Linked DNA regions of Mus musculus: region 2 is linked to region 1. The links are chromatin loops, found by intact Hi-C in ENCODE. Cell type or tissue: left cerebral cortex. All regions are shown on one strand.

Region 1 (5,000 bases):
GTTCACAGCAGTAAAACCCAATACAGAAGTTGGTACTGGGAGTGGGGTATTGCTGTGATGGGCCTGACCATGCTTTTATTTGAAAGAATGTGGATTTTTGGACTTTGGATTTGGAACTCAGTGGAATGCTTTGAATGGGGCTTAATGGGTCATCCTAGTAGGAATATGGAAGACTTTGTTTATGGGAGTAATTTGAACTGTGTTGACCTGGCCCAAGAGATTTCAAAGGAGAAGCATTTCAGTATGTGGCATAAAGACTGTTTTTGTGGTATTTTGGTGAAGAATGTGGCTACTTTTTGCTCTTGTCTGAAAAGTCTGCCTGAGGCTAAGGTGAAGAGACTTGGATTAATTGCATTAATTGCATTGACAAAGGAAGTTTCAAAAAAAGCCCAGCAGAGACTGTTCTCTGGTTAAATCTCACAAGGAGAAGTTTGAACAAGCTTAGAAAGGCAAAATATAAAATATATGGTCTGAGTATTAAAGGCATACCAGGAAGTGAAATGGAGCAAAATCCTGTGTCCTAGGAAATAACAGATTAAGGGAGTGGGACCTTGGGGCAAGATCCTACCCAGCTGAATTTAGATTCAGGCATGGTGGTACACACCTTTAATCCCCAGGAGACAGGCATGCTGATCTCTGCATTCAAGGTCAATCTACAGGGCAAGAACCAGGATAGCCAAGCTTAGGCAGTGAAGGATTTGGAAAACATAAAGCCAGTGATAATGTAATAGTACAAGGGGATCATGCTCTAGTTCCTGTAAGCAGCAGAACTCGGCAGCTTCAGCCATGTGGCTCTGGCTCTAGAGTTAAGAATGGAAGGAACTACTGGGACAATTGATGCTGGTTAGCTGGAGCTAAGGAATTAGCAGTGATTATGAAGAGGCCAGCATCACCGAGGTAAAATCTTCTGGGAATTGTTTTCTGGGAGCACAAAGAAGCTGTGTTCCAGAGATAGCCAAGGTTGTACCTCGTGGTGCAGCTGGACTTGGTAATGTGTACGAATCACCCAGGTGGTACTGGTTTTGAAGGCATGAAGGTGTCATGAAGAACAGCTGAGGCTTGGCACTTTGAGAGGTCATGGAAGGCCACTGGTGAAGGTATAGCCTCAGCTGTAGTTGATGGCCCAGGACTGAAGGGGTCATGCAAAGGATTTGAGGCTTGTCACCATAAAGAGAGCCTATGAGAGGCTATTGGTGAAGCCTAGTTTGAGTGGAACACCCCAGTGTATTGGAGATGTCAGTACCCATATATATATATGACTACACTGTAGCTGTCCTCAGACACTCCATAAGAGGGCATCAGATCTCATTACAGGTGGTTGTGAGTCATTCTGTGGTTCCTGGGAATTGAACTCAGGGCCTCTGGAAGAGCAGTCAGTGCTCTTAACCATTGGATCATCTCTCCAGCCACACTATCTATCTATCCATCCTTCCTTCCTTCCTTCCTTCCTCCTCCTCCTCCTCCTCCTCCTCCTCCTCTTCTTCTTGTTCTTGTTCTTCTTGTTCTTCTTGTTCTTGTTCTTCTTGTTCTTGTTCTTCTTGTTCTTCTTCTTGTTCTTCTTCTTCTTGTTCTTCTTGTTCTTCTTCTTCTTCCTCTTGTTCTTCTTCTTGTTCTTCTTCTTCTTGTTCTTCTTGTTCTTGTTCTTCTTGTTCTTCTTCTTGTTCTTCTTCTTGTTCTTGTTCTTCTTGTTCTTCTTGTTCTTGTTCTTGTTCTTGTTCTTGTTCTTCTTCTTCTTCTTCTTCTTCTTCTTCTTCTCCTCCTCCTCCTCCTCCTCCTCCTCCTCCTCCTCCTCCTCTCTCTCCCTCTCTCCCCTCCTTCCCTTCCTCCTCCTTGTTGGTCTGGTTATCCCCTCCAATTTTCTTTGTGTATTTTTCTTACGGAGTAGCCTGCTCTACTCTTGAGGGGTAAACCTCCCGCAGCAGAATAGAGGAATCAACTGGCTTCAAAAGCAACAACGTCAAAGTGTACATGACATGGAAGCACACATGGACAACATAAAGGAGCCTGGCAGGGAGAGGGGAAAGAAATGAAGCAAACATGTGAGAAGAGACAGAACAGAAAGCTCTGAAGGAGAGGAAAAAGCTCAAGACATCAAAAAAGAATGTAAAATCCCCAATAATGAGAGAAGTCCATAACCCCAATTACATGAATGTAAGAAGGGGGGAAAAACCCACAAAGTTTTAAAAGCCTAGAGTGGGGCAAGACTGTAATAGTACTAAAAGCATAAAGGGAAAGTGTGAAAACAGAAGGCCAAAAAGCCCCCCCCCCAAACAACAACAACTAAACGTTTGCCTACTAACGAGTAGACAAATGTATAAAGATGAATAGAAAGAAAACATAAGAGTCTTTAAAATATTATGGTGGCGGTGGCGGCGATGATGATGATGATAACAGGGTGCTTAAGAGACGGTTCACACCAGGTTGGTAGTGCACACTTTTAATCCCTGCTCTGAGGAGGTAGAGGCAGGTGGATCTTTGAGTTGGAAGCCACACAAGTCTACTTAGCAAGTTCCAGGACAGCTAGGGCTACACAGAGAAATCCTTCCTCAAACACACACACACACACACACACACACACACACACACACACACACACACACACACAGAGAGAGAGAGAGAGAGAGAGAGAGAGACAGACAGACACAGACAGAGACAGACAGACAGAGAGACAGAGACAGAGAGAGGGGTGTTCAGTGATTAAAGCTCTTGCTGCTTTTGCCAGGGGATCAATGTTTGGTTCCCAGAACCCATAAAGCCGCACACTGCTTGTAACTCCAGTTCCAGGATCTCTTGGGGCACCAGGCGGACACAATATTCACATACATACATGCAGGCAAGCTTGTATGCACATGAAATAAAAATAAATCTTAAACTCAAGGGACAAAAAGAATAACAGATGAAACGTCGGGATTACTTCTGTATTCAAGGTGATGGTGGTGGGGCGGGGAAGAGGGTCAGTTGAATTTGGTATTCATGCTGTCGTTCGCCTATATTGGGTAAACACATAATCAACAGAGGCCTCGACAGGCTTCGCCCTTAGTAGCTTCCCTTCTTTATGTACTACTGACCTCTGCTGGTCACACAGCTTTGCAGCGTATGGTCTGGGCTGGGCCTCCCTTTCCTCCTGTAGATTTCCTCTGTAGGGCACAAGCAGTAGCTAACATTTCACCTGGGGGTTTGGGAGAGGGAGAGGGAGAGGGAGAGGGAGGAGAGGGGGAGGGGAGGGGGAGGGGGAGGGTGAGGGGGAGGGTGAGAAACAATTACAGTACCAAAATATGGATGGACACACTTTTCTTTGTAGTTTCAAAACCCACCAAGCACGAATTAACCCTTCTAGAGGGATGTGCCTAAGGATGTCACATGACCCGCTTCGGAGTTCTCTGGCGCCAGTTGCTGATCCACGGGCTAACGTCAGGCTCTGGATGATCAGTCTGCAGTTTTCTCAGTGGATGAGGTCTTATCCCAGGCACTGAGGGTGGGACCTAGACATTGCGCTTGCAGAAATGGATTAACTTCCTATGACTTCTACTTCCCCACTTTGTCATTGCCCAGCACCCCTCACCCCCAGCTGTTTCCCGAGCTGTCTCACGCAGACTGTTCTCTGGTCTCAAGTCCTTAGGATAGCTCAATTCGAAGCAATAGGCTGTCTTTCAAGCTGACCCCTGGCCACAGCCTTTGGAGCAAGAACTTTCCACTGTTGATTATTCTGCCAGTCAGAGCACTCTGCAACTGTGTTTGAGGAGGATTTAGAGCTATGGCCTCTCTGGTGAACTGCACAAGGCTGAGCGGCTTACCCTTTAAATGAGATTTCTGTTCCCTTCCTGCATTCTGGGAGCCTGCTGGCTGGGGCTGTGTTCTGTTCACTTTCTTCTCTCTGGTACATCTCTCTCATGTTTCTCTCAAGTTTTCAACAACAGCAGCTTCTCCTCCTCCTCCTCCTCCTCCTCCTTTCTTCTCCTTCTTCCTTGCTGTGGGTTTCTGAAGCTCTTTTAAATAGTCTCCTTTCCTCCCCTCTTATCCTGATGTCTTTTATGTTTATTTCTTAATTGTATTGATGACTTTTATTTATTTAGTTAAGAGTTTACTAATATTGTTCACCATTTCAAAGATCAACTCTTGGTTAAAACATTTTTATTATTTTTTTGAGAATTTCATACACATGTACATTTTTTAAAAATCCTATTCATCTCTACTACTCCCCCCATCTCCTCCCAGACCCAACCCACCTCCCAACTTCATGTTTTCCTGTTAAAGTCATGGAGTCCATCCAGACTGTGCTTGCCCCCATCCTCGCTGGCAAGTTCGTCTATGTGGGTGCTGCCAGTAGTAAACCCAGCTTCAGGATTCCAGAACACACTGAAGACAGGAGCTCTTCAGAACTCCTCCAGGACTCCAAAGCCAGATTGGGATGGCTGAGATGTCCTGCCTGTAGGCTGAACACCTATGAAATTCTTAGCCTTTGCATGGTGACACACCCTGTGAGCCAGTCTAATAAATCCCACATACATGAATATATATTTACTTATTCATTTTCTTAGTTCTGTTCATTTAAAGAACCCTGACTAAAATACTGGCTTTACCAATTTGTTGTTTGATTATTTTCTAATTCTTATGGCTATTCTTCTCATGAGATCTTTCCTTTCTGAGCGCGAATTCCTCCTCTGTGCATAGGTTTCCAGCAAGTGCCTCTCCTGTATGCTGTTTTAGTGTCAAGGGCTGCTTTAATTTGTCTTTCTCTTGGAATTTCCTTATTTTCTAAAGACTCCAAGATACCTTTGTTGAATAAGTTTGTCAGCTATTTATTCTTAGAGCTTAAAATCAATTATTCTACATGTCCTTGACTTTTAGGGTTTCCACTCATGTAATTCTAGTGAATTTGCCTTTTTAGCTTATTGCTTCTCTTTGCAGCATTCTATTATCAGAGCTACAACAGAATTTTAATTGTGTGACAAGGAGAGTCTATTTCTTTAGTCTATTTTTAAAAGATTTTATTTATTTTT
Region 2 (5,000 bases), 76 kb before region 1:
TGTTTGGATAATTGGATATACATCTCTTGGAGATTCAGCAGGCATGTCAGATCTTTATGCACATCCCTGCTTGGTTGAGCTAGCTAGCCTTACAGCCTTCAGTAGAATAATGTGTGGATGGAGAACTCTGGGAAGCTGTGATGAATCCTGAAGACTGTAGATAATTCATGGGTATATGTAATGTTTCTAACGTAGGTGAGAGATGAGCTGATCAGTCATAGTAATTGCTCCTAAAATGTGATGGCACTGCCTCTACATCACCTATGTCTGAGTGGGCCCTCACCTTGTTTTTAAAGCACCGACCTTGACTAGCTCAAATAAAGGATAGTGCACTTTTTTCATAATTGTGTATGACTGGGCTAATTTGCGGGGAATAGTGTAGGACAGGACGGATGATCTCTCTCTCTCTCTCTCTCTCTCTCACACACACACACACACACACACACACACACACACACACACATACACATACCCACAATGACAAATACATATTCTTATTTGCTTAAATATATGTGGGTTTCTATGTGTATATAGTTGCTAATAGTTATTATGCTTTACACATTTTTTGAGTTATAAGGACCAGAGATTCACTTTATTTATCTTTTTATATATTTCTTATTTAATGTTTCTTATTTAAATATTATTATATAAAGTAATTTAAGATAGATATTTGTCTATGGATAGAACATCAGAGGAATACTAGACATGCAAGTATGTCTGTGTTTTTGTAGGAGGTAACTCCTAAATGACAGATAGCTGAGAACATCTGACTAATTCTTCAGCTTGTTTCAGTTTTCATTAACCACTCTGAGTGTGATTAGAAGAGGCTCCCATCACATAAGGAGGAGAACATCTTCATTTATACACTGAATTGTTTTGTTTTGTTTTTGCCTATTAGTGAGCATTTCCCAATATTCTTTGGTGCTCCAAGTTGTCTTGAATCTTGCCTAGGCTGAAGAGAAAACTAATGAGCACTGAAGAGTTACATCCATTGGGTATCCTGTGGCTCAGAGGGGTGCTGTACGTTTCCATTTTGGGAACTAGCTATTTCTCATTAGCCTTCAGTAAACCCGGTGAAGCACGTGGTAAGTCTTGTGGCTGGAGTGCGTTGCAGAGGAAGGTGGACTCTGATTACTAGTTTTAACTAGTCTTTCACTACTTTACTGACAAGAAGATGAAACATTTAGAGTCACACTGAGCATTCTGTCAGTGTCTGGTTTGCTTGTGAGCTACATTGAAGATAGAATCAAGACTAAAAATAAGCTGTCAGTTAAGTATTACTTTAAAGTGTATCTTTTGTCCTTAATTACTTGGCTATTCAGACCCAGAAATGGAAGAACGCTGCTTACTTTTATAGTTTAATGACAACTCTCAGTTCTCTGAGAATTTGCCACATCTAGTAAAAGTTCTAAAAGTGTGGGGTTTTCTAAAAGAAGAATAAATGTTACCTTTTTTTTCAAACTAGTGTTCAGAATCAGGTGGATGAAGTTATTGATGTAATGCAAGAGAATATTACAAAGGTAATTGAAAGAGGAGAGAGGCTGGATGAACTACAGGACAAATCAGGTACAGCCACTCGCTGCCCTTCTTGATGTTGTGACTGTGTGTAGCTAATGCTTACTTTCCGTTTGTCTGATCGCCCACCCGCCCGTGTTCAGGAATCGTGGCTTCCGAGATCAACATTCAGTTCTTAAGCTGGATTTCCATGGCTTAGTTTCTGCCCATTAATGTAAATTATTGTACTGTTTACTTCTTACTGAGACAAGAATGGAGAGTTTAAAACTTCGTTGCCAAAAAGTTAAATCCTCTTTTCTCTTGCCCTGTCATATTGATGCACTTTGTGTTTCTTCGGATGTCAAGATGTTAAAATCTAATCCATTTTTTTTAGTACTCCTTTTAAACTTGCCTGCTATTTCTATTTAGTCTTCCCTGGTACTCAGGTAGTCTGTATTTTCCCACAGATGTTAGTCTCTGTGCCCATGATTCCTAGCACACTTGGACCTCGCGTATTGTTTGGATGATGACTTACGCTTCCCTGGAAACTTAGCAACTGTTGTTTACAGGCAGATGTTAGTCTGAGCCTGTAATGGCTCTTGGCACATGTTAGCCCTTCTTGCTGTGTTAATGGTGAATAGCTGTATGCCAGATTCATTCTTGATAGATTTGCTTGATTTTTTTTTTTCACTCAAAATCAGTTATCTTTGTTTTCTAAAAATTAAAATTTTTTTTTGTGTGCAAATTTTTTCTAGAGATGTGCCAAAGTATTTATTTTGTTTCTGGTGTGGGATCTAGTGTGTACATCAGGGATCTGCCCATGGGCAGCATCCCCAGCCCCTAATTTAAAAACTTTTATTACATTAATTGTGTGCATGTGGAAGCTAGGGACTTGACTCTGTCCTTCCATCACGTGGGGCTCTTTGTGTCAAACTTAGGTCGTCAGGCTCTGTGTCCAGCTTATTTTTAAACTCTTATTTTCTTACCAGAACTAAGTTCGTGGATAAGAAGAGTTCTGGAAATCATGAGTGGGTGTCAGGGTGAGGGTGGGAGAGTTGACAAACTGACCTTCCACTGTGTTTTCCTTTGTTTTGTTTGTTTGTTTGTTTGTTTTAATGGAGACTGACAGACTCTGTGGGAACCAAATTTTAAGAAGTAGTATTACTGTTTATCTTTGTATGACTATATAAAAGAATGCTGTTATGTCATTTAATCCTTCTCTCTACCCTGTGTGATATAGAAAGCTTATCGGATAATGCCACCGCTTTCAGCAACAGATCCAAACAGCTTCGAAGGCAAATGTGGTGGCGTGGATGCAAAGTAAGTGAGGGGTGGGGGAGGGGCAGCGAGGCAGCAGCGAGTCTCTGAGCTTGTGAGGACAAACACTGGAAGGGCCTTGCCCAAAGCTTCCTCCCCTAGGAAACAGGAGCAGGGCAGTGCCTGAAAGGCTGCACTCAGCTCTCACCATCAAAGGGCCCTGCGTTGGTAGGGATTCAGCATCTGGACACGTGGTGACAAACACGTGCCCTTCTTAGACCCACTTCCACTTCTTCCTAGCTCTTGGAGAACAGTTCACTGTGTACAGAGTGGGTTTGAATTTGGTGTTTTGTTTTTTGTTTTCTGATGAGAATGAAAATTTGAGGAAAGTGTGATTTTGTTTTATTTTCATAGTGGGAAAAACAGTAGCAGTTTGTATGCCAGAGACTCTCCTAACAAAAGATTAAGGAAAAAGACTCATTTTATTCCTTCATAATTAAATTTTAATAAGGACAAATGGAATCACTGCATACTAATATTTCTGCAGAAATGAATTTCTCTCTTAAATATGAACAATCATGAAAAATATCTTGATTTTTCAAAAACAATTATGTCATGAGAACAAGTGTTTCCTTTTTCATCTTGAATCTAGGTATGTGTTTTTATTTTGCCAAAATCCTTAAACATGGATTTATTGTTTTTAACCCCTCATTTTAGGGTTCAGCAATAATTTTCTAAACCCAACTTTGCTATATGGTAAGGATCTCTTCGAAAACATGTCTTCGAAGAGAAAACATGAAACATGATTTACCTGTGAAATATTCTGTTCCCAGAAATAGAAGTGAAGGAGGACAAGTTTCATTGTTCTCTTCACAATGAATTTTTTTCCCATTTATTTTTGTTTGCTTCAGAGAATAAATTTTGTATTTTCTTTCATTTCTTCTTCTTTGCCTCCTCCTCTAATGTTTTAAAGAGATTTAAATATATATAGGATGGTTTTTTAAACAGGCAAGGCCTTAGTTTAACTTTGTGGACCACGGATAGCATCCAGCATCTAATAAACAGCATTATATCAGTAGCAAGTGCCTCCTCCCTAAGGGTTCTGTTTCTTCAGTCTCCTCCTACACTATCAGTCACGGTGTTCCTGCTCATCTGGGGAGGTGCCCCAGGCCTCCTATTTTTTGGATTGACTTTCATCGTAGTGATTTAGGAAGGCTATTATAAAAAAGGAGATTGGAAAAAAAGATATCAGAGGCTGCCACTGGGGGAAGGGTGTGGGGTGGTAATGGGCTGCCGCTGATAATGAAAGAGCTTTGAGCAGTGGTAGGACTGTGTCTGTCTATGACAGTGTTAGATAGATGGGCGCTGCCCCAAGTTAGAAACCCGAGGACGAGCAGACGTTTCAGTACAGGCTCTTTACACTTTTCTTGATATTTCCATTTCCATTTTGTAAAGTTCAGCCTAGTAATTTTATATTAATAGGACACATTAATATATGTTTTAGGAAAGCTACTCTTAAATTCCATGTTATTTAGAAAATATTTTTAGGTTAAATAAAGAATTGAAGTATATTTTAGTGTAAGCTCAGGTTCAAGACTTTTTATATTTTTAAGTTATAATTAAAAACCTGGGCTTTTATATCTAAATTCCAAAGCTTTTTGTATATTCCTTGCGTGACTTTGTTGGTGTCACGGCTACAATGTCACGAAGTGTTAGCAGTCAGTCTATGTTTAAAACATTTAATTCCTAGAATTTAACATTTAATTCACTAGAATGAATCAGCCTTTTATGATATTGAATATACTGATTTTTTAAAATTTTTCAAATGAACCTTATAAAATCTTGGAAATAAAAATAAATCACACACAAAATTAGGCAATATATCTTGATGGCCTTGTGTGTAGTTAGAACAGCCACTCTGAAGCTGTGGAGGCTCACACACTGGACTTCACTCTTTCATGGTCTAGTACATTCTTATGCACTGGTCCACTAGAACAGTGACTTATTTTAAGACTGGCTGCCCTGAACGCAGAGATTTCCAGTGAGTTCCCTGCCCCGAGTGTTGGGAGTAAAGGCATGATCACTCGTGCCTGGCAGCCACAGCCATTTTTAGTTATGTACAATGAAAATGGTGAACGAAAGCAAGGCTTTTGATTCATCAAGGAGATAAAATTAGTTTATATAATGTATGATTTTAAAAGACAATACAATGGTGATTGTGGCAGTTCCATGTAGAAAGATAACATGAG

The links. Peaks named below come from ENCODE experiments on the same cell type or tissue, not always from the same donor. Only the 100,000 strongest peaks of a DNase experiment are listed, where the experiment ranks them.
Region 2: it touches region 1 in a loop (2.6-fold over the local background); 4 of 42 quality-filtered maps call a loop at or near these places.

The regions. Positions count from the first base shown.
Region 1 is chr1:162,662,236-162,667,235 of GRCm38, forward strand. It overlaps a transcript of Myocos not described here. Among named protein-coding and RNA genes, the nearest start is that of Myocos, 6.5 kb to the left of the region's middle. In left cerebral cortex, a CTCF peak has its summit at 3,059 (motif pointing left); DNase peaks (open chromatin) are centred at 3,063, 3,415, 3,592 and 4,354.
Region 2 is chr1:162,586,731-162,591,730 of GRCm38, forward strand. It overlaps Vamp4 (vesicle-associated membrane protein 4), which reads left to right. Exons shown (of 8, transcript NM_001356527.1): 5 at 1,466-1,566; 6 at 2,735-2,814. Among named protein-coding and RNA genes, the nearest start is that of Vamp4, 19 kb to the left of the region's middle. In left cerebral cortex, no CTCF peak of the experiment used is centred here; a DNase peak (open chromatin) is centred at 2,973.